Regions from separate parts of the Homo sapiens genome. Here region 1 is linked to region 2. Evidence: read pairs that join two places in POLR2A ChIA-PET (ENCODE). Cell type or tissue: CD4-positive, alpha-beta T cell. All regions are shown on one strand. Each heading gives the region's core, and the rest is flanking DNA. Links, peaks and the distances in the headings are about the cores only.

The links. Peaks named below come from ENCODE experiments on the same cell type or tissue, not always from the same donor. Only the 100,000 strongest peaks of a DNase experiment are listed, where the experiment ranks them.
Region 1: POLR2A ChIA-PET joins it to region 2 with 5 read pairs; 6 of 35 experiments call an interaction of 5 or more read pairs at or near these places.

Annotation. Positions count from the first base shown.
Region 1 is chr5:56,127,264-56,130,075 of GRCh38, reverse strand. The region is part of intron 7 of ANKRD55 (ankyrin repeat domain 55); the gene reads left to right. LOC101928419 (a long non-coding RNA gene) reads right to left here. Exons shown (of 2, transcript XR_241794.2): 2 at 1-2,812. Among named protein-coding and RNA genes, the nearest start is that of ANKRD55, 100 kb to the left of the region's middle. In CD4-positive, alpha-beta T cell, for the core only: no CTCF peak of the experiment used is centred there; no DNase peak of the experiment used is centred there; H3K27ac peaks cover 2,456 bases.
Region 2 is chr5:56,021,652-56,024,463 of GRCh38, reverse strand. No RefSeq gene overlaps it. Among named protein-coding and RNA genes, the nearest start is that of IL6ST-DT, 28 kb to the right of the region's middle. In CD4-positive, alpha-beta T cell, for the core only: no CTCF peak of the experiment used is centred there; no DNase peak of the experiment used is centred there.

The sequences.
Region 1 (2,812 bases), core at 34-2,533, 110 kb before region 2:
AAAGGGGCTAACCATGAAGGCAGTCCAGATTCTAAGCCAGGGATATTAGGCACGTTTCTTTCTCTAGTTAGCCCCAGACCCTCAACCCTCAAACATTCACATGGAATAGACTCTAGATGTTCCTTTTGTCTCCATTCTAGTCTAACATGTCTGGCTCCAACCGATGAGCCAGGATCATCTTCTCACATCACAAAACCTCCCAGCTTTTTAGGAGGGATAAGCGGCTGCAACACAGAGGCTAAAGCACTGGCCTCTGCTTTATATGGTCACCATCACAAGACAAGCAATGCAAACACATCCCAGTGTTCAAGAGAAGGAAGGAGATTGGAGTTCCTGCCAAGAAGAAACCACCATAGAACATATTCCTTAGACATATGTTAGCAAATAAGCAACTAGTCTTAAATCGCCCACTAGACTCCTTTGAAGGTCACCTAGAATGTCTACAGTTAGGATATTGAGATCTTATTGTTGTTGTTGTTGTTTTATCAATCTGCCCGTAGCAAAATTATTACACATTAACTCGACTTTCTTCTTGGCAAGTCTTCTTATGAGTCAGGCTTCCCCAACTCTCCCCACTCATGACAGGTAAAGAGAAAACGACTAGGACTCAGTTCCCAATCATTTTCAGAATACATGAAGGCAATGTTATGGATTACTCATGAACAAAAACAAATAAATACAACAAAAACAAACTCACAATCATCATCTGGCAGCTCAGTGTAGAATTCTAGAGCTCCTTAAGAATAGGATATGTACAATACTGTTTCTTTCCCTATTTAATAACATTTCTACCCAATGTAAACCTACTCTCGATTCTTCCTAAGGACCCACCTGGACCACAGTCCCATTTCTTCTTGTCTAGTGTCTCCTGGTCTCTGTGACTTTCCCTACCTCCCAGGCCTAAGCATATTTTTGGCTGACACACAGTCTAGATTGTTAAGAAGGGAATTCTGTCACCAGGAGGCAAGTGATCCAGGGCCTTGACTTACAAACTAGTGTTTTCTAAGGCTCCCTGAAATTCTCCTGAGGGTGCACCATGGAAACCTTACTAGGAGAAACTCTTAAAGTACCCAAAGATTAACTGTAAAGGAGGTCTCAGTTGGTGAGGCACACGTCACTGGTACTGATGTAGGTCTAAACAGTTTTCACTTTAGTTCCTCCAGTATGAACATGCAGGATCAAATTAATAGACCATTCTTTTTAATCACAGACAGAATAGTATAGTGGTGAAGTCCAATGCCTCCACAGTCAATCCTGGATCTGCTCATTCTCAGCCGTGACAGAGGGCAAATTTCTTAATCCCTTATGCCTTCATTGTCTCCTGTACAATATGAGGACAATAATAGTACCAACCTTGTGGGATTGTTGTTCATGAGTTAGTACATGAAATGGCTTAGAAAGGTGCCAGGCCCAGACGATCACACAGTAAATACAGTTGTCACCATTCTTCCTGGGAGGATCTTCTTACAAAGAAAAGTAAAATACAAACAATGGTGCTATAAGTGAGATTCAGGTATAGAGACAAAGGAATTGTTTGGAGAATTTAGGACAAAAGGAAAAGAGTAAAGGTATGGAGTCTGTCTTTACTTATCCAGAGAGGCTGTCAACAGTACCCCAGCTACCAAGAGACCTGCTGCCTGGGACTGGCTGGCAGGATCCCAGAAGCAGCAGCCTCTATTTCAGTTTACCACTTCCAGAATGACTCCACCCCAGGGGCGAGGGAGGCGAAAGGAAGAGAGTACGAGTGTGGGGTTTTGTTTTCTCCATCTGCACTTAATGCTTCTTCTTCTACCAAGAGGGGAAACTATGAACAGGGTGTTTTGGCCTTTGAACCACCTTGACAGCTTGAATTCCTTTACTCTTCCAGGAAATTGTAAACAAAAAAGAATTGTTGTGCTGACACTCTTTTTGCTTCTATTTTCCTTATTGAATGGCTACTGCTTTTAAAGAAAAGTGTCTCTTGACTATCTAAAATGTATTTCAGACTCCTTCGATGTATGTCTAACTAGCATGAAGTGAAACAAACATAGAAAAGTTGATAAAGGCATGAAAGCTTAGGTGTGCTCACCTAAACTTTAGGTGACTTCTAAGTCACCTAAGTAAGCTTTAGCTGACTTCTAAGGACAGGCATGCCATAGAATATAAACAATGGGTCAAAGTTATTTAAAATCATTGTTAGACAAAGGAAAGATGGATGGAGGAAGAAGACGCAAAAGGGAAGATGATAGGAAGAGAAAGAAAAAGTTTGTAGCCAGAGATTGCTTTATGGATATGTAACCAGTGCAGCCACAGAGGGTCTGGTACTCAGATGGGACCCTGTGCTTAAGGCATAATGTTCTGTAGTCCCCATCTGGAAATTCTCACTTTATCTTTTAATTGTTTTTGTAAACGAAGTCTGATACAAGACTGTAGCCTCTGCTCAGACAGTTCTGCTTCCCAGGCTCCCTGGGACAAATTCTCAGCCCCCTGCTCCTTGGCCCTACCCCGAAACAAGCTTTTTAAGTGCATCACTGCGCCACCAATCAGTACTCATCATAGTCACTTCTTTAACATTAAGATGAACTCTGTCAGTTTCTTGGTGGTCAGCCTCTACAGCAAATGGGGACACAAATGATCAGACCTAATGAGCAAGTTGTTGTCTAGGTGGCCCACCGATCACTCTAGCTCTGACGTCAGTCCATTGCACCTGTATTTAATTTCAATCCATCCTTCGTTCACTAGTTATGGAAGACAATTTAGCTCCTGTGGGAGACAAAAATCTCTGCAGTGACTTGAGACAAGTGGACACTTGTTGGAGAGCTTAGATAGAGTG
Region 2 (2,812 bases), core at 58-2,557:
ACCTCTGCCTCTGGGTTCAAGCGATTCCCCTGCCTCAGCCTCCCAAGTAGCTGGAATTACAGGCATGCGCCACCTCGCCTGGCTAATTTTTGCATTTTTAGTAGAGATAGGGTTTCACTAGGTTGGCGAGACTGGTCTCGAACTCCTGACCTCAAGTGACTTGCCTACCTTGGCCTCCCAAAGTGCTGGGATTATAGGCATGAGCCACCATGCCTGGCTCCCTTCAGGTATTTTTAATACATCTCCTTCAAATTGCTTGAACCCGGGAGGTAGATGTTGCAGTGAGCCAAGATCACACCACTGCACACCAGCGTGGGCGACAGAGCGAGACTTTGACTCAAAAAAAAAAATATCCTTCATAGGATAATACTTCTTCTGCTCATTTTGTAACCAAGTTGAAAATTGCTAGCTAAAAATGTCCAAAAGTTAAGGCTAGACATGTCATTCCCAAAAGCTAAATGGTCAAGGTCACATTTCTAGAATCTCTTTATGATGATCCTTTCTCTTTTTTCTGTAATTGGGAAGGAGAAGAATAATTAGTAAGCTGCGAGCTGCAGGAAGAAGAAAGAGCTGAAATGAACATGGTAGTTTCTCTTTTGGCCTTTTCCTCTGCCCCCTTTCTTACCCCTCCACCTTCCTTCTGTACTTGCCAACACCTAGACCAGAGGGAGGCCTGAACCCCATTCGCTGAGACAGAAGACCTGAAGCACCAAATAATTTTTGCAATCTGAGGCCTTTTGGCATCAAAGATGTAGAATCCAGAAAGAGGTGGGTGCTGTGGAAGGGGAGCTCTGGGTGGGCACATTAAAGGACCCCCGTCTCCCAGAGAGATCAGGAACCAAAGGTATGTGTCCTCTTATACCAACTGGCTCAAGATCAGATATTGCTAAACAACGACCCCTGAAACCTAAGGTCCTCGTTGCGATATCGACACTACACTCCCTAAGTGACTAAGGATAAGGCATCTAACTTCCTGGAATCTCAAGTCTGCCTACATATGCAATAAGGAAAATATGCTACCCTATCTACCAGAGAAGTATTGTGAGATCAACTAACCTGTTCTTAGATAATTCTAAAGCAAATTAGCAAACAAATACGCTATATTCTCTGGGTTAAAAATATTGCCGTTTTTAACTCTGTAATACTTCACAGCACCTAATTCCACCTTTATAAACACTCAGGAATTCTAGACTTAATAATTCTATAGCTATAACTTTAATACATGCACATATAATTCAGCCTTCTGCATAACAAGCAATCCATAAATATTTATTGACTAAATGATAAATGATTAATCAATTGATTGAATTAAGGCATTTTCAAAATCAGATACACCGCTAATAAAATCACAAGCTGTTATTCTAAATAAATAACTCAGTGACAATTTCCCAAGCTGAATTAATTACTATGATCTACAACAACCCTGCATTAGAGATATTAAATATGTGAAATAAGTAATAAATTTCTAAATTAATCAATTTACTCATGGCTAGGTTTGAGGCAATAAGTAGAAGCCAAAAAATGTGCCTATCATGTTAATGAGATCCAGTGCTCCTTGCTGTGCTGTGACCAGAAAAATGTCCCCAGACTCCCTGCCTACCCTGCCTGCTCTGCTTTCTCTTGTTTTCCATGGCAGTCAGCATCTTCCAAAGTAGTACACTGTATATAATTGCCTCTTTTTTTTTTGAGACGGAGTCTTGCTCTGTCGCCAGGCTGGAGTGCAGTGGCGCAATCTTGGCTCACTGCAACCTCCACCTCCCAGGTTCAAACAATTCTCCTGCCTCAGCCTCCCAAGTAGCTGGCACTACAGGCGCACGCCACCACGCCGAGCTAATTTTTGTATTTTTAGTGGAGATGAGGTTTCACCACGTTGCCCAGGATGGTCTCGCTCTCTTAACCTCATGATCCGCCCACCTCAGCCTCCCCAAGTGCTGGGATTACAGGCGTGAGCCACCACGCCCAGCCTATAATTGCCTTCTGTTTTATGTTTACTACTTGTTTTCTGTCTCTTCCCTCCAGTATATAAGTACCGTGAGGACAGGCATTTTTGTCTATTTTGTTCATTGATATATCCCAGCTTTTAAATATATGGCACATAGTGGGTATTCAATAAATATTTGTTGATTTAACACATGAATAGATTAATGAATAACTTTACACCCCCAAATCTATCATCTCACTACTATCCAGTGTTCAGATGCCCCACACCCAACTTGAGGGTCTAGATAAGACCTTAGAGATGATCTAGTTCAGTAGTTTCCAAAAGGTCCTTTAGTAAGTGACAGTTTTCACCAGGCCTTAAAGGAAATGTGCATGTATATTTGCCAATTGTCATCCTGAAATTCTGTTGTTCTTCCTTTTTTTGGTGTTAAATGTTTTTATTTGGTAAAATACTCGTGAGAGTAGATGGTAACTGGTGGCATGTGTTTGTGTGTATGTGTTTTCCTGTATGTTAGGAGAGGTATGCTACAACTCCTTACAGGTAAAGAGATAAGGAGACTCAGGCTTAGAAAGAGTAGGTGACTTCCCAAGAGCCACTTAGCTCATCACTTATAAAGCTGGGATTTAAATTCATCTCTTCTAACACTCAGTCTAACGTTTTTTATACAGCGTCAATTTTTGAGTACGAAGTTATGTGTACTAGGGCAGGTTTCAAATACAGAATTCATTTTACCATTAAACCAACTAGCTCTTGGAGTTAACATCTTATCTCCCTTTTTTTTTTTTTTTTTTTGGTTTTTGTTGTTGCTTCTTTCTTTTTTTGGAGTTCACACCTGCATGGTGAAATATTGGTTCCTCTAAACATTCGCAC